Linked DNA regions of Mus musculus: all the other regions are linked to region 1. The links are chromatin loops, found by intact Hi-C in ENCODE. Cell type or tissue: heart. All regions are shown on one strand.

The links. Peaks named below come from ENCODE experiments on the same cell type or tissue, not always from the same donor. Only the 100,000 strongest peaks of a DNase experiment are listed, where the experiment ranks them.
Region 2: it touches region 1 in a loop (2.4-fold over the local background); 9 of 42 quality-filtered maps call a loop at or near these places.
Region 3: it touches region 1 in a loop (2.3-fold over the local background); 9 of 42 quality-filtered maps call a loop at or near these places.
Region 4: it touches region 1 in a loop (5-fold over the local background); 39 of 42 quality-filtered maps call a loop at or near these places.

What each region holds. Positions count from the first base shown.
Region 1 is chr4:135,663,909-135,671,908 of GRCm38, reverse strand. No RefSeq gene overlaps it. Among named protein-coding and RNA genes, the nearest start is that of Gm30941, 14 kb to the right of the region's middle. In heart, CTCF peaks have their summits at 4,276 (motif pointing right) and 5,497; no DNase peak of the experiment used is centred here; H3K27ac peaks cover 636 bases; H3K27me3 peaks cover 527 bases.
Region 2 is chr4:135,561,867-135,569,866 of GRCm38, reverse strand. All of the region lies in intron 1 of Grhl3 (grainyhead like transcription factor 3), which reads left to right. Among named protein-coding and RNA genes, the nearest start is that of Gm30888, 7.7 kb to the left of the region's middle. In heart, no CTCF peak of the experiment used is centred here; DNase peaks (open chromatin) are centred at 2,106, 2,606 and 4,316; H3K4me3 peaks cover 334 bases; H3K27ac peaks cover 6,025 bases; H3K27me3 peaks cover 588 bases.
Region 3 is chr4:135,571,788-135,579,787 of GRCm38, reverse strand. Grhl3 (grainyhead like transcription factor 3) reads left to right here and starts at 6,156. Exons shown (of 16, transcript NM_001013756.2): 1 at 6,156-6,380. The coding sequence starts at 6,364. Gm30888 (a long non-coding RNA gene) reads right to left here and starts at 6,208. Exons shown (of 3, transcript XR_390832.2): 1 at 6,140-6,208; 2 at 1,932-2,459; 3 at 1-1,127. In heart, a CTCF peak has its summit at 4,254; a DNase peak (open chromatin) is centred at 6,267; H3K4me3 peaks cover 1,883 bases; H3K27ac peaks cover 1,730 bases; H3K27me3 peaks cover 5,139 bases.
Region 4 is chr4:135,503,934-135,511,933 of GRCm38, reverse strand. It overlaps Stpg1 (sperm tail PG rich repeat containing 1), which reads right to left. Exons shown (of 9, transcript NM_030189.3): 2 at 5,438-5,569; 3 at 3,878-3,996. The coding sequence starts at 5,525. Among named protein-coding and RNA genes, the nearest start is that of Stpg1, 12 kb to the right of the region's middle. In heart, CTCF peaks have their summits at 3,159 (motif pointing left) and 3,823 (motif pointing left); a DNase peak (open chromatin) is centred at 3,013; H3K4me3 peaks cover 1,056 bases; H3K27ac peaks cover 1,452 bases; H3K27me3 peaks cover 2,229 bases.

The sequences.
Region 1 (8,000 bases):
CAGGATTCAGCTTCCATGTATGATGTGGAGAATGGGCAGGTCTACGGAGATGCTAAGAAAGTTGTTAGCTGTTGTTAGGGGCTTGAGGGGGGTGGGGCAGGGAAGGGAATGTGTCTGTGTCTGTTCCTGGGTGCACAGTTCGCTATTGAATTAGATGTTGGTGATGGATTAATATACACAACGATGTGAATGTATTGAAACTGTACATGTTAAAAGGGTAACTTATGGGGCTGGAGAGATGGCCCAGAGGTTAAGAGCACTGGCTGTTCGTGCTGAGGACCCAGGTTCAATTCTCAGCACCCATATGGCAGCTTATAACCACCTGTAACTTCAGTTCCAGGGGACCTGACACTCTCTTCTGGCTCCTCAGGCACCAGGTACACATCTGGAACATCTGGATAGATACATGCAGGCCAAACACTCCTGCACACATAAGTAAATACACATTTCAGGCTGACCTGTTTGGGGTGTGAGTTCTCTCAGGTCAAGAGGGCTCCTGTGGGTGCACAGTTTGTGAATGGCGGAAGTGCACTTTGACCTTCATGGCTTGTGGCTGCTTTAGAACAAGCCTAGGATTTCTTACCTTGTCTTGGACCTGACCTTGGGCCAGCATCTGACCTCAGCCTGCTATTCGGTGAGGTGGGATGGGACGGTCTAGGCCCTGGGGTATGGAGGAGTCTGATACTCATACAGAGATGGTGGGAGTGGAGGGGGAGAGGCATTCCCATCGGAAATTCCCTTCCTCTCTCTTTCCTGTAAGAGCGGCCAGGCTCTTCCAAACCTTATCTGCCCTTCCAAGCTCTCCACAGAGCTCCCAGGTCTGCAGGTGCAGCCCAGGTCTGCAGGCGCAGGACAGACATGCAGAGGCAGATACCCGAGTGCCCAGCTTGAGGCTCAAATGTCTGCCAGAACCTTCTGGAAAAATCAGAGTCTGTTCCAGGACCCACTTCCCACTGACCTCCTTAAAAGGTCTCTTGTTTCCCCTTGGCTGATGTTTTGGACCTACTGTGTGCAGCAGTCTCTTGGGAACATTCTCTCTGCTTCCTTTTATTCTTCCTTTCTTTACTTCCTGGTTGTACCTTTTCCAAAATGAAATTTAAGTTACACGGGGTGTGTACCAATACGATTTCTTTTAGATGCCTTTAAATAACTCTGACTCAACATTTTCCTCCCTTCGCATTGAGAGGGTGCTCTCCTGCATACAGTCTTCCTTGGTTCCTGTGTGCTATAGTTGACCCATGCCCATGGATGAATAGCTGAACACATGTAATTTTTTCTTCATGGCCAACACCCCAGTTATCTTTCTATTCTCGACCCTTGTGTACCTGGGCACACGTTTCTCCAGGACAGATACTGCCCTGGTGTGGATCTGTTGGGTCACAGGGTGTGGACATTTAACATCTCAACAAACATGACCAACTGTTCGCCACTGTCACTTAGCCAACTAAATTCCCACCAGTAGAACACTCAAGACCCTTTCCCCAACTTCAGTGCCAAGTCTGGAACTCATCCGACTTAAAATGTCTTGTCAATAGGTGTGTCTCAAGGCGTTGCTAATTTATATTTCCATTGGTGTTTTCTAGGTTGCTGGAGTCAGAGGGGAACTCAGAAGTTGGGGTTTGATAATAATAAACCCAATTGTATTATCTGCTGTGTGACCTGGGACACAATCAGGGACCATTCTGGTCTTGGACTTGTTCTTGTATTGCAGAGGACAGTGCAGGAGCAACCACACATTTAGAACTTACGGAATGTGACCCACCAGTTGGTACAACCGCAATGGTGTGCTGTGGGGCAATGGGCTATACACAGACAGCCTAGTCTTCAGTCGAGCTGAGGTCATGAACTCTGGTAGGACCTGGTGGTGATAATTCACCTACATGGGATGGAAGGCATTCCCTCATGTCTCCTGGACCCCTGGCTCCTGTTGAAGTTACTCTTGTTCACTCCCCGCCAAGTGGGGTCAGTGGCTTCACGCAGCCAGATGCCCACTCGGGTCTAGTGGAAAGTGTCCAGCAGTCCTCCTGTGTCTGCCCACCTAGAGCACAGGAACTCTGGCCAGATATGGGCTCTCCCCCTCCCCCTATCCCCTCCATCCCCCAGGCCCACAGTGTGTCTTGGAAAGGCAGAGCCCTGAGGATGTCGTGTCCTGGGGATGTCATGCTCTCAGTTGTATGAAGACTCTAATGGGTTTCCAGCCCCACACTGGGTAGAGTCACTGACTCTGAAAAAGCAGTGGTTGATCTTCCCCCAGCATTGCCCCATTGCTGCTGGAGCAGATTAACAATTCCTCCACCCCACTCAGAAAGAACTTAGAGATGTATATTGTTAGCCACGATCACTGATCACCACTCGGAGACAGAATTTGGAGATCTAGATGGTTGGTAAAGCTAGGTTAAGATGTCTTTTGCTAGTGGCTCTGATGTAGAAAAATCTTAGGGATCAGTCTGCAGCTCAGAAGGACACACTCTTACCAATTGAGCTAAGGCCTTTTTAAGGTCAGGGAACAAGAACAATGGCAGCACTGGCTGACTCTTGCTGAGGCCAGGCTGGTGAGCAAGGTAACAATTTTGTACCCATTTTTACCGTCAGCTTCCTGATATAATTTAATGAGTAGATTTTCACCTCGAGGATTAAAAATAGAAATCACTGATTTTTTAATATAGAAACTTGGATTTGTGATTCTTTTAAGATTTTTCTAGAAGATTACTTTTTAAGATAAATAATAAGACGATTAATCCTTTGTGACCACAAACTGCTGCCTGTCAGTAAGAAAAGTTGACTGAGAAAACTACCTTGCTTGCTCACACTTTGTTAATCTATAACAAGATACTTAGTTACGAATGTATGAGGGTTCTTGGGAATAATTTGGTTTTTTTTTTTTTTTTTTTTTTTTTACCTGTACTACATAATGTTATTTCTTGTAAAGGTATTAGGGAACACAGTGGGTTGTTTTTTTTTTTTTTCATAATCAGTCACTAGAAGAAAACTAGAATATAGTCACATTGTAATTCTATACCACTTTAAAGGTTTACTGAAATATATAAGCTACAGGGGAAAAATAAAGTTGTTGAAGCTTGCTTGTTGGAGTCTGGTCCATCCACCAAAAATGTGTGTATGTGTTATATGTGTATGTAAAGTGATTGGAGCTTTACTCCATCCACTAAGTATGTGAATGTCTGTCTGTCTGTCTGTGTAAAGTTGTTGGAGCTTTGATCCATCCATCAAATGTGTGTGTGTATAAAGTGGTTGCAGCTTGCTTCATCCACCAAGTGTGAGTGAGTGTGTGCCTGCCCAATATCATCACTGATCCCACATCCCCTCCTTGGATCTCTGAACACATTGCCAGAGCTGGTCTTGTATATCTGTCTAAGAAACTTGGTCCGAACATTCTTTTGCCTTCTCTTCAGTTCTGTTGTCTTGCTCTTCCTGCTCCCCGTGACTGCAGAATACTTGGGTAAAGTGGGGTGCTTAGAAACTACCCTCTTGCCGGGCTTGGTGGCGCACGCCTTTAATCCCAGCACTTGGGAGGTAGAGGCAGGCGGATTTCTGAGTTCGAGGCCAGCCTGGTCTACAGAGCGAGGTCCAGGACAGCCAGGGCTACACAGAGAAACCCTGTCTCGAAAAACCAAAAAAAAAAAAAAAAAAAAAAAAAAAAAAAGAAAAGAAAAGAAAAGAAAAGAAACTCCCCTCTTGCAGCACACACATAAACACACACACACACACACACACACACACACACACGGGCATGTGCACGCATGCATGCATATGCACACACATGCACATTCTCTGCCTCCCCCGCAAAGATAATAAAAATCTAAAAACAACTACAATGTAAATGTACTGGAGCCTTGGGCACAGCCTGCAATCCTCGCCCCTACAAGGTTAAACAAATGTAATCGTGAAGCTAGCTAGTCTTCAGAGACTTCCGCTACCATTTGTAGCTGCATTTTTCAAAGACATGCAACATGGACAGTACTTAGATTCTGTAAGAAAATTTCACTGAGCATATATCTTATAAGATCAGGATACAACTCAAACCTTCATAATAAAAACAAAACAAAAAGCCCTTCCAATTTCTAACGACTTCAGAGTTGTTCCGAGTAGAAGGAATAAAGGCCTGTATGTTGGAGCATGACCCTCACATGCGTGGGTGCGTGCTTTATTCACTGACGGATGGACGAATCCAGCTAGGAGGGATCAAGCCACCCGGACCAGCCTCCAAACCCCACTCCTTGCCCAGAAGCATTTTTAGATAATTGCATACACTTCCTAATATGAACACAAGGGGGCACCATACACCAAAGGAAAGTGACCCACGCTGCAAGCCTGATAATTATATCACCAGGTCAGTTTTTTGGCGCGGGGGCGGGGGGGGGGGGCGGCAGGATAAGACCAACATCCTTGACATCCTTCCTACCTGAAAGTTTTGGATGTGTCCATCGGAAGGCTCTGGGAACCAGAGGGGCACACTAGGGAGGGAGATGGCAGGTAACAGCTCTCAAGCAAGCCTGGCTTGGCAGCTTCCGCTGTGTATATATGTTCTTCGCGCCAACAATACTATTATTCTGGGCTTCCATTCTTTCTTATCCATCAGATCAGAGTGAGAATTCCCTTATCTTCCCTTCCCTCTATGAATCCTCTCCCCCCACCTGTGTTTATTTTATGCAAAAGAGCCCTGAGAACACCAGGGAGCCTCAGGCTGAGACTAACCTTTGAGGACTATAGTGGCAAAGGCTGGTGAGGCAGCCAGGCTGTAACCAGCTCCAGGTGGTAGCAGCTCAGGAGGTGGGAAGAAGTGGTCCTAGTCAGGAGCTTACTTCAAAAGCAAAGCCAGTGAGAGCGACTATGAGTTCGGATGAGAAGCTAGAGAAGAGGGCAGCAGGGACGATATTGGTATCATCTTCAGTGGACCGAGACCTTCTATTGAGTGGAGGAGATGGGTTTAGGGGTTCATATTTAAATGTGGTAAATCTGGAGTGCCACTGAGGTCATTCAACACATGAAGAAAGACAGGAGACGAAAGGACCAAACCTGATGCCTTTCTCGAGGTCTCTTGAAGATAACAAGGCTCCAGCAGGTGGACCACGTGAGGCGTGAAGACCAATTCGTGGCTCCGTCCATCCCTTGCGGCACTCCTGGCAGACATTACCAATTCATCCCCACACTCAGGATCCTCCTCAATTTAGAGCTCGAGACAGCTGCTACCAAGAGCTGAGGCCAGGATCAAGCCTTCCTCAGGCTTGACAGAGTCTAAGGATATGGTTAAAAACAAGCTTTTGAGTAAGAGGATGCTGGCTGAAGGCTCATATCTCTATCAAATTCGCCATGACCATTCAAGAAAATTGCTCAGTTCAATGCTGAGGCCATTGCGAGCATCTAACCAGCAAGAGAAAAAGCAGCAGCAAAGATGTCGAACTGTTGTGTCAGCCAGAATGTTCTAGAATTAGTCTCCATTGCTTGCTGTTTCGGACCTTTCCAACGTCGGTGGAAGAGTGTAATTCCTGGAGTGTCCAGAGGGCGGCGATCTTAACACTTCTTTGCCCACAGAGATCCAGGAAGTGGGTGGTGACTTTTACCTGGAGAAAGGTCTGTTGATGGTCCTAGCTAAGACTTAACCCTTCTGGGTACAATGAACAGAGTTTCTGCCCACCCCACCCCCTTCACCCCCCATCGGTCTGGTCCTCTCAGACACTCTTCTTGCTCTCCTTTGGTTAATAGGTTCAGGCCACGCTGTCCAACTACCCCCAAGGTGTCCATCCTACCTGGACTTCCTGTCCAGTCTCCCAAACTCAAGTGATCTGACATGTCACCCGTGGGCCACCTTCCTGTGCAGGCTGGATTCTCTTCCCTGCCTTGATACTGCAGAGGCCTTCCTGCCCTGTGTCCTCCTGTATGTGCCCAAGCTTGGGTCACAGGCAAGCTGAGAGGAACCTAGCCTTAAGTACTCAGTCTCCTGATAGCTACAGACACTGACTTTCGCCAGTCACACACCACCACCCTCCTGCCCTCATTGTCAGTGCCTTGTCCAATGCTGGGCTAGATGCTAATGGAGAGATGCAGGTGCTGGGCCTCTTAGCTCTCCACGTTATCCTGACACAGAGGGTGGCCAGCCAGCCCACTGGTTGCAGCTTGGCTTCTGCAGGCCTGGTAGTGTCTCTTGAGACCACAGCCTCAACAAATTGCAAGCCTATTTATTTATTTATTTATTTACTTATCTAGCTATGCAGCCCACGGGAGTTTTGAATTTCCTAGCTCTCTGCTTTAGTCCCCCCCCCCACCCCCCCACCCCCACCCTGCCAAGTGTTTCTAACAAGTGTGTTTATTTGTGTGCATTCTTTCACTCCCCACCATATTCCTTAGAGACACAGTCTCTGGCTGAACCTGCAGCTAGACTGGTGGCCAGTAAGCTTCAGGCATCCTCATGGTTCCGTCTCCCACAGTGCTGGGAAGTTAAAGGCATACATGTGGCCACGCTGGGCGTTGGGATCCAAACTCAAGTCCTCATGTTTGCACAGCAAGTTTACCCACTGAGCCATCTTCCCCAGCCCCAGCCCCCTAGCATTCTCCACCAATCAGCATCCCTATGCCCCCCCCCCCCCGCTGTCTACTGATCTTCAACATGACTTTCTTAGCCAAATACCTTATTTCCTGTATCTTGCATCAGACACATACACACACCACACTCACACACACACACACACATGTGTGTGAGTGAGTGCAATCGAGAGCAGATACACATATACACACACATACATACAAACAAAATACATACATACATACATACATACATACATAAACACACACAGACATACACACACATCCACTGATACTTTGGATGTGACCTCATGAGAAAGCTTTGGCAGAGGGCCAGTCACCTGGGGGCACAGCTCTGATGACTTCTGTCCCCACCCCCTTTCCTATACCCTACCCTCTAGACACCCTCATAGTTTGGTGCCCAAAGCCAGGTGTTGGTCTCAGTCTTGCCGGAAATGCTTCACTCCCCACCTCCCTCCTGCAGCCTCCCTCCTGTGACCTCCTAGGGGTGGGAGTCACACTCTCTGGCAAGTGCTTCTGACACAGGGTAATGCTGGCAGTAGCCTGTCTGCTGCCAGGGTGAACAAAGAGGAAGAAAATGAAAAGCAGGCCCAAACCACAGAGACACACCTGGCGGTTTGAGAGAAGGCGGCCTGGCGTCAGCCCACGCGATGGCCTGGAGATGTCACATGAGTCAGCCAAGGTGGGTAGTGGCTCCCATCGATGTTGATACAAATGTCTCTTTTCCCTGAGAGCACACAGTTGGCTACAGAATGATCCTAGCAATGTGTCTCTGCTACCCACCTCCTGGAAACCATCACTGGGGACCTTGGAGGGACATATAGACCAACCACACAGCCCTTTAAAAATATATACATTTACAATGCGGGCTTCACTGTGCACTTTTTTTCATAACCTGTCACTCCCTTTTATTGTGGCTCTGAGGATCAAACCTCAGCCCTGAAGCATGCTGGGTAAATGCTCCGGTGTGGAGCCACAGCCCAGCCCCTACAATCTGCCTTTAAACTTATAAGTTAGTTAATTCTATCTTCTAACCCTCTGTTCATTCGTTGATTTATTTTGAGATGGGGTGTCACTATATAATCAAGGCTAGATTCAAACTTAGGATCCTCCTGCCTCAAACTCCCAACTGTCAAGACTACAAGTGTGTGCTATGACACTCAGCAAACACCTTTTCTTTCCTTTTCTTTTCTTTTCTTTTCTTTTCTTTTCTTTTCTTTTCTCTTCTCTTCTCTTCTCTTCTCTTCTCTTCTCTTCTCTTCTCTTCTCTTCTCTTCTTTCCTTTTCTTTTCTTTTCTTCTCTCTCTCTCTGCCTTTGTCTGTCTGTCTGTCTGTCTCTGTATGTCTCTCTTCAGGGTCTTATGTACTCTGTGCTAACCTCAGACTCACTATGTAGCCCAGGATGACCTTGAACTCATGCTTCTCTGTCTCCCAAGTGCTGG
Region 2 (8,000 bases), 100 kb after region 1:
CTGGAACGTAGGTAACTCAGACCGACTTTCAACTCACGATCCTCCTGCCTCAGCTTCTTCAAGGTTGGGATTACAGGTGTGCACCGCCACACCCGACTCGTATTTTATATACTTGAGTTTTACAAGCCTGTGTAACTTTTGAAATGAGGCAAGGGAAGAGAGAGTTATTATTTGTAAGAAATAATTATTATTGGCTCATCCATAACACCAATCTCCAAACGTAGTTGCCGTGAGGAGGGGGGGTTAGCTCAGTTAGAGCATTTACCTGGCACGTACAGGCGCTGAGCTCAAACCCCAGCCCCACCACTAAAAGTAAGTAAATAAAAGAGGTCCCTGGCTGGTCCTCACGTGGGAACTTGGATATGCAAATTCTTAGCCCTGCCCTAGACTGAATCAGACTAAACTCTGAGGGCGGGACTGCCATTCTTTGTTTTGACAGGCCTTCCAGGTGATCCTGACTTAGTTTTTAAACCGCTGGCCCGGGAGACCAAGTAGAGGATGGGAAAAGAAGGCTCCCAGGTCGGCCTCTGACCTGCTGTGTCATTGCTGAGTCAGCTGACCCAGAGCCCTGCGGCAGGGTCACACCTGTGTTAAAGCCCAGACGGCTCACAGATGGCAGGTTGGTGAGTTTTCCCTGAGCGCTTCGTATCAGTGAATGCCTGCATAAAGCAGCGATAAGAATGCCCACCTCTCAGGCCGTGGGTGCAGGCCGTGGGTGAGGAGGCATGGGCTGGCTGTGTCAGTCATTCATTCGCCTCTTTTCCTTTTTCTTAACTCCCCTCCCGCTCTATTCCATCTGCCTTCACCAAAAGCTCAACGGGCTAAGGTGTGGATCACCTGACAAGCCCAAGTTCGATTCCTGGGCACCGATAGCGGAAGAGAATGCCTGCCATGGCCCTCTGACCACACATGATATTGCACGGCAGGCATGTGCATACACATGTGTGTACACACGCTCATGTGCACATGTATATACACACATATACTTACAACTAAAGAGTTACTCCCTAGTGTCTTCTCAGGGAGCCACCAAGAACTGGGGACACTGGAGGATAGACTCAGAGGACAGAATGTCCCCAGTGCTCTGCACATACCGTCCATCACAGAATGTGACTGTCTGCTAACACATCAATGTGTAACTGAAGAGAGGCAGTTCCCTGATTGAGAGGTAGAGCTCAAATTTTTCCCATCCCTATTGAACGGTAGAGAAAGAAAAAAAAAAGTCAGACAAACAGCCAAGGGACTAGGGCATAAAAGAAGAATTCCCACACAGGGGGGCAGTTTTCCAAAGGGCAGAAAGTGAGTTTCTGGTATAATTAGGAAATGACATGTAATTAAGTCAGATGCAGCCAGCAGTGTTATCTGGAGCCTGTCCACCATCAGCTTGCCCACCTGGATCCAGAGGTGGAGGCTGCCTGGGCTCTGGCCACTTAGTGCCAAGCTAAGGCAGGGTAGGGATGGCCCCTTTTGACAGACAGGGAGAAAGTGAGGCTGTTAACCATGCCCTTGGCTGGGCTGGCTGCTCAAAGCCAGTATTCAGAGTGATAACAGCGGAACAATAGTGTGCGTGCTTCCATACTAGTGCATGACCTACGCTATCCTGTTGCTAGTGACACTTCACAGATGGAGGTAAAAATGAAAGACTGTGAGTAGAGATTATTTAGTGGGTACTTGATGCTTAGTGATCCCTGAATGAATGAGCCTTTCCCAGAGAGATTCTCACTTTCATCTTCCCACAAAGGCACAGAGGTGTTAAGGGGACGTGCTGAAAGTCACACAGCCAGGAAGTAGCAAGTTCTGAGGCTGGAACCCTCTGTGTAGCACTGGGGCACACCCTCCAACCAGATATGCGTGCTGCCTCCTTCCAGCTGGGGCCACCACACAGTCAGGTCCCGCACTTCAATTGAGAGCATCTCCAGAGAGCCCCCTGGTTCATGGGGGCAGGCCACATTTCACAACATAGGCAGCCAGAAAACCAGATGGTCCACTGGCAAGCCCAAAAACCCTGGGGCGCCCCTGTCATGCTCAGAAACACCTTGCGTGGGGCTGGCTGAAAAATGTTTCCTCTGTGAGCAGCCGTGGAGGCTGTCCCTGTGGGTGACTGCGAGTGTGATTGATCACGGCTGATGAAGCTGGGTGGCTCACAGCTGGGCTTGGCAAGTCATTGACTGGGTGTATCTGGGTGTCGACACCCAGATCAGGTGGCCCCTGGAACTCTTCCTCCTTAGGCTTCAGGGAACTGGAACCCTGCTTGCCCAATATATCCCGGGCCCATAGGCGAGGCTTGAGGCTGCCTGCTTTGGCAATGGCCTTCCTCCTGCTCTGCTAAAGGCAACACTGTATTACTGAGATGCTTGTAACATGGACAGTTATTGACCTCAGAGCTGGGTAGGATGCTCCCAGACTCCTGCTCTGGGATCTGTGTTTTAGGTCTCAGCACTGCTTCTTTGGGGACATCATGTCTAAACAAAGGTCTGTCGATGCTCAGAATTGCCAGGATTCTAATTGGAGGAAATGAGATGAGAAAGTCTGACCTAGCAGCCAGGGTGGCGTCTCCTTAGTCTCACTGGGAATTTGAAGCGGCTCAGCCCGGGTACAGCAGCCTCTGTGAGTCAGAGCACAGCTGGGAGGAGGAAGCTTTGCTTCTCAGCTCTCCGCTTCCTCTGTGCTCGATTGTGCTGGAGTCAAGACATGAGGCAGACCGGGCATGAGACAGCTGATACTGCACCCCTCCCATGCCAGGGAAAGGCTCCGTTTGTCTGGGCTCCCTCCCGCCCACCGCCCGGGCCAGGGAAGTTTGCACACCCCTGCTCCACAGTGACAGAGGTCTAGCTCCACTCTCTCGATCTGCTTCCAGGCTGTCTCTTCCCTGAGGTGGATACATTGATCCATTGTGAGGTGGATACCTTGTTACACAGGGAGGCAGTGGGATGGCAGCTTTGGGAAGGCTCCTGATACTGTGAGCTGGCGACCCCAGTTCCAGGCCTGATGTGTCCGGTCCAACTGGTGGCCTTAGGTAAATCGGTAGCCTTGTCTGTGGGTGGTTTTCATGCTATCAAATGGGGACAGTCATCTCTTCCCTCCCTCCCTTACAGGCACGTTGCAGGACTTCAGATATGACAGAGGGATGACAGATAGGTGCTAGGAAAAAACAAAAGCAAAATCCCACACTATGCAAATGAGAGGGATTGTCAAATCCTGGACTTGAGGTTCCTCCTCAGCCAGCCTTCTGGCCTTCCCTGAATCCGGATGATACGTGCAAAGCATCCGCCTCACACCCAGCACACAGTAGGCCAGGCCCAAGCTGACACCTTTGACCTTGGCTCTCAGTTGGAAGGTCTCAGGCCTTCCCGCCCATCTCCCTCCATCTCTTTCTCAATAAACACCTACCCGTAGCTCTCCAGGGATAAGGCCGCTCACGGGGCCTCTGGCTTCTTCACTCTCATGACCTATTTGGTATTAGCTGTCTGTTTGAGGTGAGGGTCATGTCTGTCTTCAACCTCCTTGATGACAAGGACAATCCTGTCTTACTGTCCCCCAGGACAGGGGCTAGACCACGGCAGTCACTTGAGAAGCATTTGTCACAGTGACATGGAATACCACTTGGGTTCCCTGGGCCCTGGCTTTTCCGCTCCATCCCTTGGTATAAAGGTGACTTATCATGAAATTCCCAGGCCAGATTCTCAGGTCAGCTCCTGTCTCCACTGTCTATTTCAGGGTCTTTAAAGTAGGAATAATAACCACCATGTGTGTTGGGAGACTGTCAGATAAGGACTGTGAAAGTCAAGGCAAGGGGTTATTACACTGTCTCCCTTGTCCTTTGACTAGAGCCTGTTCACAGCCCAAGGCTTGGAGGGGTGTGATCAGTCAGGAACCTCAGGCAGAGTCTCCCCTTTACTCTCATTCTGGAGTGCTGGGAGGAGGAGGATGGTGATGATGGTGGTGGTGGTGATGGTGATGATGGCGGCCTACTTACAGTGGCGTTATTACTGGCAGGCTCATAAGCACATTGCTTATGTTAATGCATGTAATTCCCCTAACAACCCAGGAGAGATTAACTCTGCCTTAAAGTTGCCACCCCTGGTGACTCTGTGATAGTACTGTGCTCTCATTAATATTCTTCCCAGCACTTATCAGGAACTAAAATTAACTCCCCGGCATGTTTATGGTCTGTCTGCTCCAATTAGACAGAAAGTTCCATGGGAGCCGAGCCTTATCTCCCTTGAACTTGGCCGATTTCCCAGGGCCTAGAAGAGCCTTGATTGGCACGTGAGAAACATTCAGTCGATCCATTTAACAGGGGGGGAACCACCTCAAGAACGCACAGCTCCCCAACCCTTGAGCTTGTGTGCCTTCTTCCCATGGTGCACTGGGCTCTCCGTGCTGTGTCCTGACTGGGATCTGAGGTCATCACACTTGTGGCCCGAGGCCCAGTCCTTTTCTAACTAGCTCTCCGCTCTCCTCCCACGTCTGACGGCTCAGGGGTTCTGTCTTAGACAGGGACACCAACTGGGAACCTGGGCAGAACCCAGGGAAGGTGACCTAAGAGGATAGACATCACCCCTTTCTGTTCTAAGTTGTCATTCATTCATGAAGAGGCCGAATTCCTCCTTGGAATGCCTTTCCATTGAGCCTGTAGTAGCTTCTGGGCTGCTCACTCTGCCTCCCCCACGGAGCTCTGCCTGAGTCTTTCAAAGAACACAGATCCCAGATCCTGATTTCAGGATTTGACCCGGAACTCTGCCGACCTTTATGAACAGTCAAGGCTTCCAAGAAGCTAAATGGTTAGCCTTAAAGCATGAAGAGAAACGGTGGCAAAAGCGGGCATGAGAACGGAGACCCCTGGGCACGAGGGCAGGCACTCCCCGGCTCTCAGCTCCCGTCCAGAAACTCCTCCTGTCACTGCCTCAGCTGCCCATGCCCCCAGCCTGTATGGGTGGGAAATTCCTCCCTTGTGGAGAACAGGTTCAGTGTATTCCAGAGGAGGGAAATTTCCAGACTCAGAAAGGCACTTAGAAAGGTGATCCTGGGATTCAGAGGCCCCGAGGTCTGAGTTCAAGTGGAGCCACCGGCACTTCCTGGTCTAGTGGCCCTTAGTAGATGACGATTGTTTGAGTCTCAGTTTCCCCTTCTTGTAAAAAGGGACACATCTGTGTCTCAGGACTGCGGTGGGAGACAGGTGAGGTGCCACCCAGAAACTGTTGGCACAGTATCTGCCTGTGGTAGATGCTTAAGATGCCCCAGGGGATTGTTTATCTGGGAATCAGACTTGGGTACCCAGAAGGAAGCATTAGAGACGCGTGTAGCCCCCAAAAGCCCCCATATGGAAACTCTGTTCTTTTGTTTTGGGGTATGACCCTATTGTTTTTTAAATTCTATTTTCTAAAAGGGATGGAAATATGTACAGTCCAACCAAATTGAGACTGGCCATTTCTTAGTCAGTAGATCCAAGGCAGAAGTCCAGACGTGTGTGACCAGACTGGTAGCACAGCTGACTCTCAGCATCTAGCTCCAAGCCAGTCTCGGGCATTGGTATGGTATGCATACATTAGGCGTTTGTTAGGTGCCGACAGGGTGTGTATGCATTAAGCGCATCTGTTACGTGCCAGCCAGCCTGGGTTCTAAGCATTTTCTCCAGTGTGAATCAAGATACCCAGGCTACATAATCTTCCTTTTGTGATCCTTATTCAGAGATAGAAGCATTGCTGGTAGGACTTGCTAACCGGCAAGGGGAGCAGGGAAGGTGGGGTCCCTTAGACACCCCTTGCTTTTCCCATGCCGCCTTAGTTAGGGAGTTGCCTAGCCTGGAGCCTGGCAGGGGAGGGGCTGTTCACTTAGTTCCTCTAACCCCAGGCTCAGGGGCAGTAAGGAGGGGCCTCTTCACACCCCTCTGTCTTGAGACCTCTTGATTTATAGCAACAGAAACTGGGGTGTGGTTCACTCTTCTTGCTCCTTACAGCAGGAAGGTTTCTGTCATTTCTCTTTCCTGTGTGACAGTTCCTTCTGCCTCCCTCTCATAGCCCAGTGAGAAGGCAGACAGTGGGGCAGCAGACACTGTCCCCAGATGAAACTGAAGAACTGTACCCTTAGTCCCTACTGCCTGGACACAGCTTGGCTGCCAGTTCCTCTCTGAGTGGAAGCCTGTACCCAGCCTCAGGCAGCAAGGGGCACACTTCCTACAAGTAGCTTCCAGAGGTCCCCACCCACCTACCTACCTGTCTGGCCCAGTGCCTGCAACTTCCTCACCAGGGTAGCCTCCCACTCTAGAAAAGACTGGAGTCGGGACAGAACAGTGTGGCTAGTGGAAAGCACATGGCTTGGGAGCTGGATAAGCCTGAGGTGAAATCCTGGTTGTGGGCTGGGCGTGTGGCTCAGTTAGTAGGGTGTTAGCCTTCCATGCACAAGGCCCTGGGTTCGGTCCCCAGTGCCACAGAAGCCAGGTGTGGCGGTGCATGCCTGCAATCCCAGCACTTAGGAGGATTAGAAACTGAAGGTCGTTTCCAGCTACCTAGTAAATTTAAGGCCAACCTGGGTTACACGAAGCCCTCTTGAAATAGTAATAATCTTGACTGAGTAGCTGACGGGCTGGTTGGTCATAGGCATTTTCTTTTCTGCTCCAAATCTCCAGTCTCTACAGCTATACAGGGGAGACAAGGTCATCCCCAGATAGTGGCTCGTAAGGGGCAGAACTGAGTGGGGACAGTCCAGATGCTGTGGTTCACGGCATCTGGTGCAGTTCCTGTGACCATAGCATGGTGCATCAGTCAGACCCGTGGGACCCTTATAGACAGGGAAGCTCTGGGATGCCAGCAGACCAGGGAACTCCCCACTCTGTCTTTGAGCTGGGCAGCCATTTTCTCATTCGACACCTCTTCCTCATGTCCAGGCATTCTGTAAATGTGGTCCCCCGGCTGGTGGCAGTAGCAACAGCAGCAACAAGGGTGTTGTAGTATGTTCACTTCTCAGCTACTCCAAAAGAAGGAATCAGAAAGTCTTGAGCTGAGGAGGTAGCTCAGTTAGTGACATGATGGCTTGCCTAGCAAGGTGAAGCCCTGGGTTCTATCCTCAGTGACACAGCTATAATCCCAACACTTGGGAGGTGCAGGCAAGAAGATCAGACATTGAAGGTCATCTCTAGATATATAAGTTTGAGGCCAGCCTGGGCTATGTGAGACTCTTTCTCAAAAAAAAAAAAAAAAAAAAAAAAAAAGACTTTGGGGGTGTGCCCCGTCTTTCTCTCTGGTTCAAGTGTGGGAGTATGAGGCCACTTAGTACGGGGACCCCGGGAGGCTCTTCTGCCGCCTCTGAGCTTTTGGTTTCTCAGCTGTGTCCTGAGGGGACACTGTAAGGACCATGCTTAGGTGTGCTTAGCTCAGTGCCCAAAACATGTCCAGGGCAGAGCAAAGACATTATGACATTATCTTTTGTTTTTGGAAACAGGGTCTCTCTCGGTAGCACAGGCTGTCCTGAAATTGCAGTCCTCCTGCCTCAGCCTCCTGAGTACTGAGATGTAGGTTTGCACCTCCCACCATCCCCTGCTAGGCTAATTTTGCAATCATCATTATCCTCTGTATGCCTCTATCCCTTGCTTGAGACCATGCCATGCAAGGGGACAATGCCTTGTATTTATATTCGCTGCCTCTGCCTGACCACTCAGGGACCTACAATACATGTCAGTCTAAAACACCACTTCCTAGGGCCAGTCTCTGCCCACTGGCTCTCTGGCTCTAATATCCTGTCCTGTGTTGCATTTTTCCTTGACTTGATAACGTGCAGGCCCCTGGGCCTTTACGTGGTCTCTGGAAAACCCCTGAAGTCAGGCTCTGCTGTTTCATTTTTCTGGAAACTGTTGCCATGGTTCCCCTTGGACAGTAGGTGCCACCGCAGTAGTCTGTGGAGTTGTCTCAGAGCCCTTCTGAGGTTGACCAACCCTATGGTCCTCGTTTGGGTGATGATGGGATCAGACCCAGGTCTGCAGCTCCTGCGTGGCAGCATCTGGC
Region 3 (8,000 bases), 92 kb after region 1:
AGTATCTTTCACGGGCACAGACTAGTGATGGACCCAGAGATAGCCAGGGCCCAATACAAGTCCCCAGGAAGAGTGAGATTCAGGGCTCTCCCCCTCCCCCCTTCCCAGGGACCCATGGGGCTAAAATGTCTTTTCAAACAAGCCTGCTCCTTCCGGGATCCTGGCCCCTGTGGGCCCCTCCCTCTGGCTTCCACCTTTTCTAGCCAGTTCCTGCCCACAAGGCAAAGACCCCCCCACCGAATACCTTAGCACTTCTCCTGTTCCCTGCTCAGCTTGGCACAAGCCTGTCTGATTGGCTCCTCTTTAATAACTATAAAATTTCCTTTTTCTTCCTAACAAAAGAAGTCATGTTGACAGATGAATAAAAATAATCAACTATAAACTGCACCTGTTCCTTTTACCTCCGGGGTCCCCAATGCCTTCCTTCTCTTTCTGAGTGGGTTGTGTGGATGGGAACAGACAGACTTAAGAACCATCCTGTAAGCCAAGGCCAAGGCCAAGACAGCTCCGCTCAGGTCTCACGGGGTGAGGTGTGCCCCTCTGGGGCTTCATTCATAGTTGGGAGGGTTGAATGAGGACTTACAGGCTCTGACAACTGTACTGCAGGCCCAGCGACTGGCATCCAAGGTTCAGGGATGTGTTCACAGCACCCTTCTGGATTGCAGCCAGAGCCTGGCTGCACAACTGTTGCCTTCTTCTTCTTCCCCGAGCCTCGCTAAAGAGCACTGGAACAGGCCGATTTGCCAGGACCAGAACTGGAACTCTGATAGGCATCCCTTAGGGTCCTCTGCACCCAGAGGTGATTGCCTCATACCAAATTCCCGGGAATAAAATTGCTTAGCCAAAGGACAGGCTGACAAGGCCCGCGTGGGACCTCTTACTCATGCCAATCCTGGCGGTATGCCTCCTTCGGAGTCCTTATCAAGGATGATCAGGAAAACAGCTGCTTATTTTTGAGGCCACTCACTTTCAAGGGGACACTCTTCAGGGCAACTTTGGACCCTACCCAGTCCAGGAACCAACCGCTAGGCAGGAATGTAGGCAGAGTCGCTGGCGATACTGTTCAGGATCTGTTGTAAAAGGGGCTGGAGGCTGGCCACTCCCATGTCCTGACCCTCCAGAAACACCTAGGTCAAACAAAGGTGGGGGGAGGGGCTCATCCTCTAAGCCTCTGTTTAGGTCTAGTGATGATAGAGAAAAACCACAGCCAACTGGAGGGGGGGGCTCACACTAGACCTCCAGGACCCCCATGGGTCTATGCTGGTATGTGGGGCGATGCTTCATCTAAGAGCCCAGGTTCTTCACTTAGCCAGGGGTTCTTTCTGAATTTCAGCCTACATACCAAATGGGACCAATAACAAATTCTCACCCTGACCCCTGGGAAAGAGCTGGATGCGTAGACTGGGGTGCTGTAAGGATGGCTGGGCATGGATGCTGGGAACTTCACTGTGCACTGACATTGGAACTGGAAGCTAGTTGCTTGGACCCCCTTGCTAAGTGGCGCGCCCACCCACCTACAATGCCTTCCTTAGGTACCAATGTTTTTGCCATTAATCTTTCATTAAGGGCTCATCTAACTTGGGGATGAGATATTAGAGGGAAATTTACAGATGTGAAATCACAGGCCCAGGGTGAAGACTCTGAGATTTGCGAATAAAGGTTCTACCTTCAGAGGTCTTCTCTTGCGGGGGAGGGGAGGGGCGCAATGGCCGGATTGTCCAGGATGTTTAAACGTTTGGTAAATTATACACGTATTTCCATTTGCTGAATTCATTGACCATCTGTTGTGCTGAAACCTGGGGCAAGCGCTGGGTAAGGTTTTTCTTGGTGCTATTCCCACCCCTCTGGAAGCTTACAGCTCCATCAACTCCTTTACACAAAATGTCAACCAATTTGCTAACTTCCATTCTGCCCCACCCCGACCCCCTTACCTGTGAATCCAGTATAGACCAGACAGATTCAAAGGACTGTTTCCGAGGCTCTGGAGGCAGGCAGACCAAAGTCTGGTTCCGTCCCGACACCATGGGGAGAGTCTTAGATGTGACATCACCTCTCTCGGCCTCTGTTAGATCATCTAGATCATAGAGATCAGTTCAAAGGGCTTGAGTGTCACGTGCTTGAGTGACATCAAGCATGAGACCACTGCCTGACCCTACAGAGGCCACTGTTTATCTTCCTATCACCAGATAATGAGGGAACCTCTGCTGGAACCAGACCTTGGCCACTTCCCTTGACTGCAGAGGGCGTGGCTGTGCCCCGATCCTGTTGTCGGTGGTGTTGTTGGAATTAACAGGTTTTTCTGAGTTCACTTTTAGCTGGGAGTGGTCAACATCTCGGTTTAACCATCCTTGATTAAATGAGGGGAAACAGAGTTTCACAGTTGGTGAAAGGTCTTATCCAAGGTTCCAGAAGTCACAGCTCCGGGAAGGCAGACATGGTCTTGCAGGAACCAGGCCCATCTGGGAAAGGAACCCCAGACCCCACTGTTAGGTGAAGATTCTAAGCAAGAGCCACGGAGTGACTAAGTGACAATAACTGCCATTGCTAAATGACGTGCAGGTCTGATATCTCCGCTCACTGCTTAGAGTGAGGATGTCAGCTGACGAGAGTCTTCCCTTTATATGAGCACATGTGTGCACGTCTCTCTGGGCCTAGGTATGTTCTCAAATGTCATCTTTCAGGCTCCGTCCATCTTGGATTTTTTGAGAGAGGGTCCTCAAGGGCATGGACCTCACTGAGTAGGTTAGGCTGAGGAGACAGTGAGCTACAGAGATCTGCCAAGGATCTGCCTTCTCTAGCCCCTAACTCCAGGGGTTTACAAGCATGCACCACCACACCTGGCTTTTTTTTTTTTTTAATGTGGGTTATGGGGATAAACTCCGGCTATGTTTGCACGGCAAGCATTTTACTGACTGAATCATCTCCTTGGCCTTCAGTCTTGTCTCTTTATCTCCACCTCTGCCCTAGGAAGGACAGGAACCCAGTGGCGGTGTAGTCTGTAGGCACTCATTTTGGCTTAATCACTTTCTGGGGTGGGGGTTGGGCGATTGCCAAGGATCAAACCCAAGGCCCACTAAGTCTTTACCACCCAGCTCCGTGCCTGGCCTCGTTCAAAGGTGATGGTGCTGCGGGACTGTGTGGAACCTCTTAGCTTGCATTAGCAAGCTCAACACAGACTACTTGGCGGGGAAGGAGAGTCCAATCTTGCCATTACAGTTGCCACAGAGCACCTCTGTTGGGCATTCTACACTTCAATATCTCCTTATAGGCTAATAGGTATTCCTGAGATCTGGGTAGTCATGGAGACCTGGGATTTTAAGAGGAAGGGCTGTTAGCAAGGCTGTCCCATTGAGTGTTGCTGTGTGGTAAGTGACCCTGGGGGCTGGTGCTTATTCAGCATAGTGGTCCTAAGGGGGTGGGGGGTGTACCACACTCTTCTGCAGGAAGTGAATCGTAAGTGGTCATGTGCAGCACAAAGCGATTCAACTTGTGAGGTTGGAGCATGGTTTTGTACCCAAATACAGATGAGGAAACTGAGGTTGGTCACTGGCCCAACCTTATGGTGCTGATAAGGTGCCCGGGCTGGGACTCAAACCCAGCTCTGTGTCTTCTATCAATACTATGCCCTAACAGGGGTAATTTTACACGGAATAGCAAGCTGTCATTACTTAGTACTGTTAGTGGATCTAATTGTGTTTCATCTGATTGGCTGGTCTATGCTTATAATTTCTTAGAGCAACCAAGAGCTGGGATGTCCATGCAAGGGCAGTGATGCCAGCCTCCCCTGGCCCTGGGCTGCATCATACCCCCAAGGACTAGGAAAGGCAGGCAGCCAGACTTGGGCAATATCACTTCAAAATCTTGGCCTCTTTGAGCTGTGGTGGCAAAGGTCTGTGTTGGCCTTGTCACATGGCTGGGAGGACTCCCGGAACCCTGCACACCTGCTCCTTGCATCCGTGGTACCTATCGGGGCACCTTCTGGAGGCTTCCTGTGTAAGGAGTCACAGAGACCCTCTGATGATCTCTAACAATGGCTGTGAGCACAGAGCCAGGACCCAGAGAGGGAGAGGACCCGTTTATAAAGCCCAGCGAGCACAGACATGCCACCCGAAATCCCAGTGTCTCCCCCCACCCCCCCACAAGCTCAGCAAGCATGAGTCACACCACATCCATTGCAACACGGCTGACAGAAACTCTCCAGCCTTTCATGAGGTGAGTTAGTCAGGGAGAAGACTACAAAGAGAAGTGTGCCATCCTTTGGGCTGCCGCGGGCCTGCAGTTCTTCTCAGCACCGTGACTGCTGTAAGCGATCGCTCAGAGCCAGTCACTGCTCACATTGCCGCTGCCTTCAGCTATAGTGAGTGATCTGCATCCCGGTCCCCTCATCTCACGGGATGATAGCAAAGTGCCTGACTCACTTTGGGTATTGACATGATGCATAAAGAAGGCTTGGCACGATACCTGATCTACGCAACATTCACAGCACCTACTGGGAGCCAGACACCTAAGCCAGTGCTGGAGAGTAACCAAGGCAGACAAGGCCTCTTGCTCCTACGGAACTCACGTTCCAGAGGGAAGGGAGATAGACACCTGATGATGTGAGAAAATCCGGAAGGGCTTTGCAGGGAACAGAATAAAGCCATGTGAAACCTGAGGGCTGGATGTCTGTTCTCACAAGCATTACTGGAGAGAGAGCTAGCCGTGTTAGCAATCACCATGGTCCTTAGCTAACCTCAGGGCTCCTTAGGGGTAGCCCTCAAACAGATTCCAATGGGAAAGGACTCCGATCAGTCTTCAAGCCCGGTAGCCCATCCTAAGCAGGCCCTCCTGAGTTATCAGATAGGGCTTCTCAGGGTAAAGTCACCTTTCCTCCAGAGGAACGCTCAAGGTGAGGTACCCAGGAAGAATGAGCAATGAACTGGGGGTGGAGTGGGGGGGGATGGTTGGGAGAGTGGGGGATGGGGAGAGTGGGCATGGGGGCGGGGCTGAGGGTATTGGTAAAAGAGTAAGCATGAGATTCCAAGATTCGCAGCTTAGATCTCTTTTCCTATGAACCCCATGGAAGCTCTCTGTTTCTGCTGGTACTTGTGGGCATTTGGGGATGACCACCCTAGGTTGTTCATAGCCCATCCCCCACCATCCCCTCGCCTAAGAGGCATCTCCTGAGTGCCTAGCACAGAGCACTTACAGTGTACTGGCCAGCTAAGACTCCTGAGGCAACCACCTTCAACTTTTCCATCCTTTCTGGGCTGGCCAGAGGCATGTGGTCTGCCCACATCCCGTTCAGATTGGCATCGCACAAGATGAAAGGCTGCCCTGCCCTAATTCCCTGATTCCCCACCCCATCTCTCTCTCTCTCTCTCTCTCTCTCTCTCTCTCTCTCTCACACACACACACACACACACACACACACTCATGCACATTGGGGGAGGGGGGGCTCCTCCTGAATAGAAACCAGCATTTTCTTTCCCCGCTATTGCCCCAGAACCCAGAGCGAGGAGACCTTGCACACTCGGTACTTAGTAAATGTCCCCTGTCAACTGAGGCCACCAACTTCAACTCAAGGAGTAGCTAGTCTCCCAGATGACTGAACGGGTCTCTGACACTGGCTCTCACCCTTAGGCAAGGCACCCTGCCTCTCCAACCTACATTTCCTCGATCACCTGTAGAGGGCATGGGGTTGGTTGGGGTGGAAGGGAGAGTTGACAGAAAGTCCTTCCTAGCTGGTTACTGGGAGAATAGGAAGAAATCACTTAGCTAACAAGACTAGAACCTGTGGTGTTTGTTACCCGAAGGGGAAAGTTCTGGAGAAAAGAGAGGGGACTCACAGAGAGCTACCTGCTCTCTTCCGTGAAATTTTCCGGGTAGAGAAGGTGACTATAAAGAGATATGGTGTCTGTGGGGAGATGTTTGTGGGATCCAGGATCCGAGCGATGAGATGGACAGAGATTTCCCTTTGAGCCAAGTACCTGTCTGTATTTTTCCTCTAGTTCTCCCGTTCCTTCCCAACGTTTGTCTCCTCCCTTTTCCCTCGTCTCCACCCCCTCACCCCCTCAGCTAAGAAGGAATTGGCCGGCTCCACCCAGTCAGCCCCCCGGAGCTCCGCCCCTGCTGGTGGGCCAAAAGTTAACATCTGCACCTGCTGTGGTCTAGCTGCAGTCGGCACCTGTGCTTCCAGCCAATCAGCGCCACCGCAGCCGGGGACCGCTGTCAGCAAAATCTCAACATCCAAAGCGCAACGTAGAGCAAACGCTTCCCCGGGCAGGAAGGGAATGTCTGTGTCAGAGGAGAATTAAGAGACGAGTGGTCAGCAGCGCCTGCGAGCCAACCAGAGACGGATCGCTGGAACCTCGGAGAAGGAAGATGTCGAATGAACTTGAGTGAGTAAAGCCACGGATGTCTGGCCTCCCGGCCTCCCCAGCACACCGAGGCTGGCTGGGATTCCCTGCAGAGGGAAGAGCAAGGGAGGCCGGGCGCCCGGATTCACACGGCAATTTGTAAGGGTGAATGAATGGGCTGACGATCCTGCCTTAGCGTGTTGAGGCACGTTCAGCTCTCTATCTAGAGCTGACTGTTTCCCTGGGAAAATAGTTTTTCTTTCTCTCTGTGCTGAGCAGTTTCGAGGAAGGCAAACACCCGGGCTGCCTGAAACCGTGAATCTTGGCATCGCTTTTTGATACTCTGGAGGTGCCTTGGAAATCAGAGACACTCCCGCCCCAGGGAAGCTTTCTCTCCTCTTGCCAAAGGGAACGTCTTGGAGGTGGTTCTCAGAGCTGTCTTATGCAAAGAGTTGAGTTTCTCTAAAGGTCCTTTATGTTGAGTTGGAACAGTCCCAAGCGATCTGGCTACTATAGTGTAATGGCTGTATACATGGGCTCTGTAGTGGCTTTCCTTAGGTTCAAACCCAGGCTCCGTCTCTCCTCCGCTGTTCATTCTTAAAAAGTCGTTGGACTTATCTGAGCTTCATTTTCCTGATTTGGAAATTTGGAACAAGAGAACTTTGTAGAGTTCTTAGGTGTGCTGAAAGCTGTAAAAATGCTTACCAAAGAGAAAGGGGTCTGAAGTTGCGTTCAATAAATTGTGGTCAGTTTTATCCAGAGGCAGTGCTAACGCTGGGGAAGCCGAGGACTAGATTTTGGTGAGGTCATCTGTGTTGTCTGGCGAGAGGCAGGTGCATTCCTGCCCACATCTGGGATCTAGAATCCCTTGACTGGCTGACGCTGACCTCACTCTCAGCCTCAGTATCAGGTACAGATGTTGGAGAAGACAGAAGTCGAGGGTGTGAGTCGCTTTAAGTTGTGGGCAAGGAGCTAGCAGGAAAGAAACAGACTTCCCCTTTCTCCCCTCTTTAGCAGTGACCCTCTTGTTGTTTCCTCCCCTTCTCTGTCTCTCTCTTTGGAGCTTTTCCTCAGCAGGTTAAGAACTCAAACGCTTGCAGGCAGAATTGATGGGTCCTAACTGCAGACAGGAACCCATGTACCGGCTAGCTCTGGGGTGTGTCCGGCTTGAACAGCCACATCTACTGTCCAACCACTATGGTTACAAGCATCAGGTTTCTTTTTTAATAGATTCTCAGGACACTGTTTTGACAGTTGAACCCCAATTAAAGTAAAAATAGAAACACAGTGTTAGGGCCCAGATTCAAGCCCCAACCCCTGAACTTATTATCTGAGTGACCCAAGCCTGCATCTCCTGGACTGTGCGTGCTGTGACCAAGTGGCAGTCCTTACAGGGTTCAGTTTTATGACAGTGATTGATTTAAAGCCTGTTAGGGAACATGCTAATAATGCCTTTCTCCCTTTGTGGAGACATTAATAATTGGGCATTTCTGAAGCTTTCTTGCTTTTTATTTTTCTATGCTTTACACACACACACACACACACACACACACACACACACACACACTTGAGACACACGTCTCCAGCACACTCACGCATGCCAATTACAGCTGCCTGCGGAGGCTGCAGAGAGAATCTTTTCAGGTTTCTCCTCAGGGGCTA
Region 4 (8,000 bases), 160 kb after region 1:
TTAGATGAGACACCTCAGAAGGCGAAAACCAAATAACCCGAGTAGAAGTAACTGCCCACCACAGCCGCAGAGCCTCGGAGCCAGGGCCACCTGCGGGCACGGTACTGAGCAAGCGATGGGTGTCAGACGTGTTCCCCTCCTCTCGGCCAGCACACACCGCGGGTGACACTTGGTGGAGCAGCCCTTAGAGCGCCCATTGGACTGGCAGTCTCTGCAGGTGTGAGGAGTGGCAGATGACCCCTGTCCACCTGACCTAGGGATGGGCCTGAAGAGGTCACGAGGGAGCTGGCATGTAGACCCCGGGCCTGAGTATCTTCTCAGTCTTGTCGGGGGAGGTGGGACTGTAGAGCCTAGAGCCAGGCATGGCTTCCTACCTACTGTGGTTTCCATCTAATATCATGAATTCTGAGTTCCTCTAACCTTAAATGGTTTCACCGCATTTAAACCCTGGCTTCTGCCTGGCAGGGTAGATCTCCTGTAGAACTACCAGCTTAGTTGGCTGGCTAGTTTGTTTCTGAAGTGCTTTTCTATGTCCCTGGCTGGTCTTCAAATTCACTATATGACCAAGGATGAGCGTGAGTGGCTGACTGCCCTGCCTTAGCCTCCCAAGTGCTGGAATTGCCGCACAATTTCATCGTGCATTTTACGAGCTACCATATGGGTGCTGGGAATCGAGCCCAGGTCTTGTATGAGGGCCACAAATGCTCTAAACCACTGAGCCATTTCTCCAGTCCTTTCACCATGGAACTTAAGTTCCCTCCCACCCTCACCCCGCAACCCACAAGACACAGTGTCCGGGTTCTACCAGCGCGTGTTCATTCACGTGGAAGGCATCAAATTTGGCATCCTGCAATCTCCCCCCCAGGAAGAGCTGATCCAGCATAACATCCTAATTGTTAAGGGGAAGAAGCAGATGCAGGCGGGGCCCTTACAGCTGCTTAGCTTAGTAAGCTGAGTATGACGGAGCAGAAGCTGGGTGACAGGGAAGGAAGTGTCCAGGGGGCTGTGTCACCTAGAGCCATATCCCCTCGTGAATGCTAAGTTAGCTACATGTTTGTAACCAATCATAAAGTTTAGTTCTAGCAATCCAAGTGGCCAATTTAGACACACGCCTGTGCTGGACCCTCATCCTCCCTGTGGTGAGATTCTTGTGGGTAGTGACACAAGCCTTTGATCCCAGCACTCAGAAGGCAGGGACAGGTGGATCTCTGTGGATTCCAGGCCAGCCTGGTCTACAGAGCGAGTTCCAGGAGGGCCAGCGCTACACAGAGAAACCCTGCCTCAAAACAAAAGTCTGAGGGGGACATGTGAGCCATAGCTTGAGAGCAGAGTTCAGGGGACAAGCTAAGAGAGTCAGTTCTGGAAGTGAGTACCTTTAACACACACACACACACACACACACACACACACACACACACCACACACACACCAGCTACCACACTGGCACTGCAGGAGTGGGATTCTTTACAGGGAATGTGAACTGGGCCTGGGGTTCAGCTGCAGCAGAGGTGAGTGCCTGCCTCAGAGGGTGTCATGTTAAAGCAGGGCTAAGTGGGTCACTGCTCCAAGGTGAGCAGCTGATCGGGTGTGGGCTCGGCACAGGGCGTGTGTGGCTCCTGTCTTAAGCAGGGGAGGTTTCAAATCTGTTGTTAACTCGCGTTGCCTCACTAAATTACTGGGTGATGCCGCGCAGGCGCGTTGCTTCTCTGTGTTCATTTTCCCCCCCAGGAAAAATGAGATGGGCACGGAGCGAGGAAGGAGTGGGTTCTCTGTGCCTAGGACATGGGGATTATATAACGCCTCGGTAATTGCACAATCCCAACTCTCAACGTCGCAGACGAGGAAATCGTGGCCGCAAAGGACAAGTGGCCACTCTCAAAGGCTCCTGGGTGAGGGGACACTGGGATCTCCGTAGAGGAGCCATGCTTCTGCAAAAATACAAAATAAAAAATGCTTTCAAAGGCATCGGTGAAAGGCTTCCCGTCGAGCGGATGCCACCACCGCACTGGAAAGTTTGGAACCAAACTTCTGAGTGGTTTCCGCCTGTATCTGGTGCTACCCTGCAGTTCCGGCTGGAGGCCGCGCTGTCAGCCATGGGCAGGAGACGAGATAGGATCCCACAGGGTACTTTCAGCTCCTGGATCAGAGCTTGCCATGTGGGATGGAGCCCGGCAAAGAGTACTTGCTATCCTCCCTGGAGAGCAGTCTGTCTTGCCAAGGTCGGTCCAGAAGCATGCTGGCTTTCATCAACCAAATTTACAGCCTTGAAGGCCACAAAGGCAGGCGTGGCTCAGTGTGGAAACAGTGAGAGGTTTTGGGTTGAGGCCTAATTCTTTCGACGTTGATTCAGCAAATATTTATTTAGAGCCTCTCTTATGTGGCAAACCCGGGGCTGCACGGCCCAGGGTGGGTCACTTGGCCTCCCTAAGCCTCGGTTTTCCTCTTATGTTAAATGAAGACACTAAACCCTCTTCTTTTAGTATTGTTCTGGGGGAGCGGCGATACGATCTAAAAATGCTTTACCACATACTAGGGATTGGTTGGTGACAGCTACTATTCTTTTTATTGGAAACTGAGCTGCAAACACCCTGGACGTGGGCAACTTATACACTGTCATTAAAGCAGATCAACGGGGACCCGCACAGCAAGTGGGGAAAGAGCCTGACAGTTACAATACAGAGAAACTAGAGAAAAAAGAAAGAGAAAGAAAGAAGGAAACAAAGAAAGAGCGAAAGAAAAGAAGAAAGAAAAGTGCCAGAATAAGTTTTTATCATCGTAAAGAAAGCCACCTGTGATTTTTAAAATGTGTGTGTGTGTGTGTGTGTGTGTGTGTGCGGGCCAGCTTCATAGAATCCTGAGGTGACCAGTTTAAAAGGACGAAATCTGCTCTACAGTTCCGAGATCCAACTCACAACAGAAGAGCCAGGCCTAGGGCTGCGGGCCTTGCCAGGGCCCCTCACTGGTATACCTCCCCGTTGTTCCGACCCCAGGTTCTCCCGCCCCTCCCCCGCTGCCTTCTCGGGGAGGTGGGAGGTTGACGGCCACCTGCAGATTGCTGCAGGAGGTAACCGGGAATGCTTACTGTCAGGGTCCTACTTAAAAGCAGGAGGGATGTGGAGAGAAGACGCTAGGGATGCCTTGAGCTGCTACTGCCCCCTGGTGGTGAGAAAAGAGAAGACCAAAGCCCAGGAATAAGTTAAATAAAGGCTTGCCAGAAAACACCCAGAACTTTCAGGGCTTGGAGATCTGGAGAAAAGGGGGTTGGATGGAGACAGCACGGATATATTATTATTTTTTAATTGCATGTATGTATTTATTTGTGTGTACATACCATGGTATACACGAGGACAACTATTAAAAGAGTTGGCTTCTCGCCACTAAATGGGTTCAAGGCTAAGCCATCTTACCAGCCCCCTGTAATATTAATCAGATACTGTTTAAGGAATCTTTTAAACAGGGGTGCTCATTACTAACACAACTATAATTTTTTTAGAGACTTGTCTTCCCACATGTTATCTGGGGAATTATGTCATTCCCTCTGACGGATCAGAGTGGGGTGGGTTTTGTCTTCGGCTATACATACGTAGGTTCGGAAGAGTTTGTATTTTTATTCTTTTCAACATAAAGATGATTTTGGCTACAGGGTGTGGAGGCAGATTTCAATTCAGGTATACTGGTGGCCAAGGAAAGGGGACCGAGTACAAAGCTGGCCAGGCTACCCAGCAAGACCCTGAGTTATGTTTCCAAAGCGTATATTATATATAAAATCCTGACACAAGGATGGTACAGGCCCTCGGGTGATACTGCCCCCTGCTGTTCATAGAGAAACACAACAGCTAAACCCAAGCAAAGAATTTTGAAGGCAACTGTCATTTACCTTTTTGCTATAAAATCTCCTGGCTTGGCTGTTAAATCCCTTTTTTTCTGATTCTGGGATTATTGACGTCCTGTGTCTATAAGGGATGGAGGACTGAGTTGGGTATGCAGCCGTAAAACCTATACAACAACAAAAAGATATCCATCAGTGCCCGCGCGGCGACAGGAAAACTGTGGAGTCATACTAGGCTGGGAATGTAGCGCGGCTGGTAGATAGCGCATGCGCACGCCCCCCTGGCTCCATGCAGCGTTCAGGTAGTGGAGGCAGGGGGATTAGAAGAAAGTCAAGGTCACCTTTGGCTACATATTAAGTACAAGACCAGGCTGGAATAGGCAGTCCCTCCCAGGGAGATACAACCTTTCCTTTTGTTTAGTGTTTTCTCCGGGATGCTGGCTAGAACTAGAGGATGCTTATATTGGTGGGTGAGACTTCCTCTTTCTCCACAGCCCCCCTTCCCCGCGTGTGGCTGTCTGATGACACGGAGCTGAACTCCGCGGTCAGTGTGGTGCTTTCTTCTTTTCTCCCTTCTCTTGGCAGCTGTTTAAATTTACAGCTTTGCTCTGTTTTCTTTCCTTTCCTCTTTAAAACTCTAATAAAACTATCCTCTTTGAATTAAAAACATTCAATACAGGGTCAAAGGATGGCGCAGTGGAGCAAGGGCTCTTGTTGCCCGGGCTGGTGCGCTGAATTCAGTCCCCAAGACCTCCATGGTGGAAGGAGAGAACTAATCCCCAAAAGGTGTTCTGTGTCTTCCACATGTGCTCCACAGCATGCAGGTACAAAATAAAGAAGTATTATTTTGGAAAATTAAAATAGAGACTGAAAAGATGGCTCCGAGGTTAAGAGCACAGGCTGCCGCACTTCCAGAGGACCCAGGTTTGATTCCCAGCACCTACATGGCAGCTCACTTAGTTGTTGCTGGGCAGTGGTGGCGCACGCCTTTAATCCCAATACTTGGGAGGCAGAGGCAGGGCGAGTTCTGTGTTCAAGGCCAGCCTGGTCTACATACAGAGTGAGGTCCAGAACAGCCAGGCCAGGACTACACAGAGAAACCCTGTCTTGAAAAACCAAAACCAAAACCAAAAACCAAAAAAATAAAAAACCAAAAAACAGGGGTGGGTATGGGGGACTTTTGGGATAGCATTGAAAATGTAAACGAGAAAAATACCTAATAAAAAAAAAAAACAAAAAAAAAAACTCCCCACAACAACAAAAACCAAACCAAACCAAACAAACAAACAAAAAAACCCAACTTAGTTGTCGAAAATAAAGCAAGCATGACCTGTTACACATTTAAAACTGAAGAAGACGGTTCTGGCTGGACAGATTAAAAACAGCATGTTGGTTTTTGCTGTTGTTGAAAGGTCAGTCCCCACCCCACCCCACCCCCAATTCCGATTCATCCTCTCTAATGGTTTCTTCCCATCTACACGCTAGGGTCAGCAATCCATGGGATACACTCCCAAAGGATGGACTTGTGGCTAGTGCCTGGATTTACTAACCAGACGCTGCACGCCTGCTCTCAGGTACTGGAGCGGACATGTTGTCATCTAAATTCACCTTTCTGAACTCTGTCGGCGTGCTTCTTAGGTTTGTCAAGGTCTGCCCTCAGGACAACGTTGTCCAAGTTAGCAAATTTCTGGGACATGTTCCGTCTGTTTGAGAACCACAGCCTCGCGTCCTTCTAAATACCTGAAATAAGATGCGGCATTTGTAGGGGCCATTTTACCCTGCGGGCGGCTCTGTAAGGGTTAGGGTGTGGAGCATGTCCACCAACTGCTGGGAAGCCCCAGGCTTCAAGCACACAGAAGTGCCAGAATTAAGGAGGCCACCCAAGGTCACCATCACTGCTGGACTGTGGAGGCTTTAGATCTCATTTTCATTATTGACTTACTTAGTTTGGCGGAGATATAATTTACATACAGTTCAATTCATCAGCGGTAAAGGTATGCGTCTTGACAGTGGGTACAATTGGGTCATATACCACCATGACTAAGACATTAAGGTTATCTGTATGCCACAAAGTTGGCAAGCGCGTTTGCAGGCATTTCCCTCGGGGAACTGGTTTCTGCCGGTTTCCGTGCTTCCTGTCACAATGGCTGCCCTTCTACAATGTGGCACAAATGTGACCATCAGCTGATCAAGTGCTACTGACCCAGTCCTCGTGGGGCTGGAGAGACAGCTCAGTGGTTAAAAGCATTCACTGCTTCTGCAAAGGGCTTCTGTTCGCTTTCCAAGCGCCTACACACAGAGAAGTTCAGAAAGCCTGGAACTCCAGCGTCTGAGAATCAGATGCACTTTTCTGGCCTCCACAGGCACCTGCACACTTCATATGAGTAAACACACACACACACCTAGAAAGGAAAGGTTACTTGTTTGTTGTTGTTGTTTTAAAAATACTTCCTAGATTTTGATTGGTATTGCATCAAAAATTCCGTGAGAATATCTCAGCTTCGTTGAGTATTGAGAGCCACTCATCTGGCAGATCTCCCGTTTATTCTGATATACTTGCATTTCTCAGCAGCAGCTTGTACTTATGAATGTATCGCTATTGCACATCTCTGTGGGCCTTTGTGAGAGAGTGCCACGGTGCACGCGTGAAGGTCAGAGGACAAGCCTCAGGTATTAGACCCCGCCTTTCACCTTGCTTGCTGTGTCCGGCTTTTAATGGGTTCAGGGGATCCTAACTCAGGTCCCCGTTGGACACTGTCTTATGAGCCATCTCCCCATCCCAACGTAGACTTTCTTAAATGCAACCCTAGGGGGTTCATATTCCTATGTCACGAAAATGGACTCTCTTAAAAGTCTTGACATGAGAATTGGTGCTGGAGACTGGAGCCGGGCCATGGATGATACCAGGCAAGCCGTCTGCCCCTGAAATGCTTCCCCAGTCGTCTGTTTCCAATTCTCCATTTCTGGTGATTTTTATATATTGATCCTGTTCTCCAACTTAGCCCTGTTTTTTCAGTTCTAAAAGCTTCACTGTAGATTAGGAATTCTAATAGAGATAACCATCCATCCATCCATAAAAGACCGGGCTTATTCCATCCCTTTCTAATGTATGCCATTACTTTCTTCCCTTGGAACATTGCAATGCCCGGGGCACACCCTGAAGGTAGCTGACAAGAGCAGATATTTATCTTAATACCAGCTTGAGTAGGGATACGCAGGCCTTCTGCATAAAGTCTGATGCTAGTTACAAGGGTGTTGTTGTTGTTGTTGTTAGGTTAGTTGAATTTGGAGACAAGGTCTCCTTATATATTAATAATCCAGGCTGGCCTAGAACCTGTGATCCTCCTGCCACAACCTCCTGTGTGCTGGGAATGAAGGTGTGTACCACATTTGGTTCTAGGAAGTTTTCCTTTTCTTTCTTTTTTTTTTTAATATTTTTTAAAGATTCATTTATTTATTATATGTAAGTACACTGTAGCTGTCTTCAGACACTCCAGAAGAGGGAGTCAGATCTCATTACGGATGGTTGTGAGTCATCATGTGGTTGCTGGGATTTGAACTCCGGACCTTCAGAAGAGCAGTCGGGTGCTCTTACCCACTGAGCCATCTCACCAGCCCTCTTTTCTTTTTTTTAATAGAAGATATTTTTCATTTTTAATCCTAATTTCCTACAACTCTTTTCCTGTGTAGTACCAGATATTGAATTTTATGGAACACTTCATCTTTGTTTGTACACATGACCCCTGTCGGTATTCTTTGCGGTTATATTAACTGATTTACACTAATTAAAATATTTTTTAAATCTAGAATTTCTGTAATTAGTGCTACTTTGGTTGCAATGTAGACTTCCAGACCTATGTACAAGGCTACCAAACGGTAGCTTTCTTCTATTTTTTTTAAATGTCCTCGCTTTTTGTTTCATAAAATGAGTTTAAAAGTATGTATTTCTTTTTTTCCACTATTTCTCCATTTGTGTGTCTGGGCATGCACATTTGGGGGTCCAAAGGCAATTTGAGGGGACTCACTTTCTTCTTTCACTGTATGGTTCCCTGGAATTGAACTCAGGTCACCAGGTTGGCAGCAAGCACCTTTCCCTGCTGAGCCATCTTGTCGACCCTGCTTCTCTTTTTACTTCCTAGTATTGGCATTATCCTCAAAGTGTTTGCTTAGG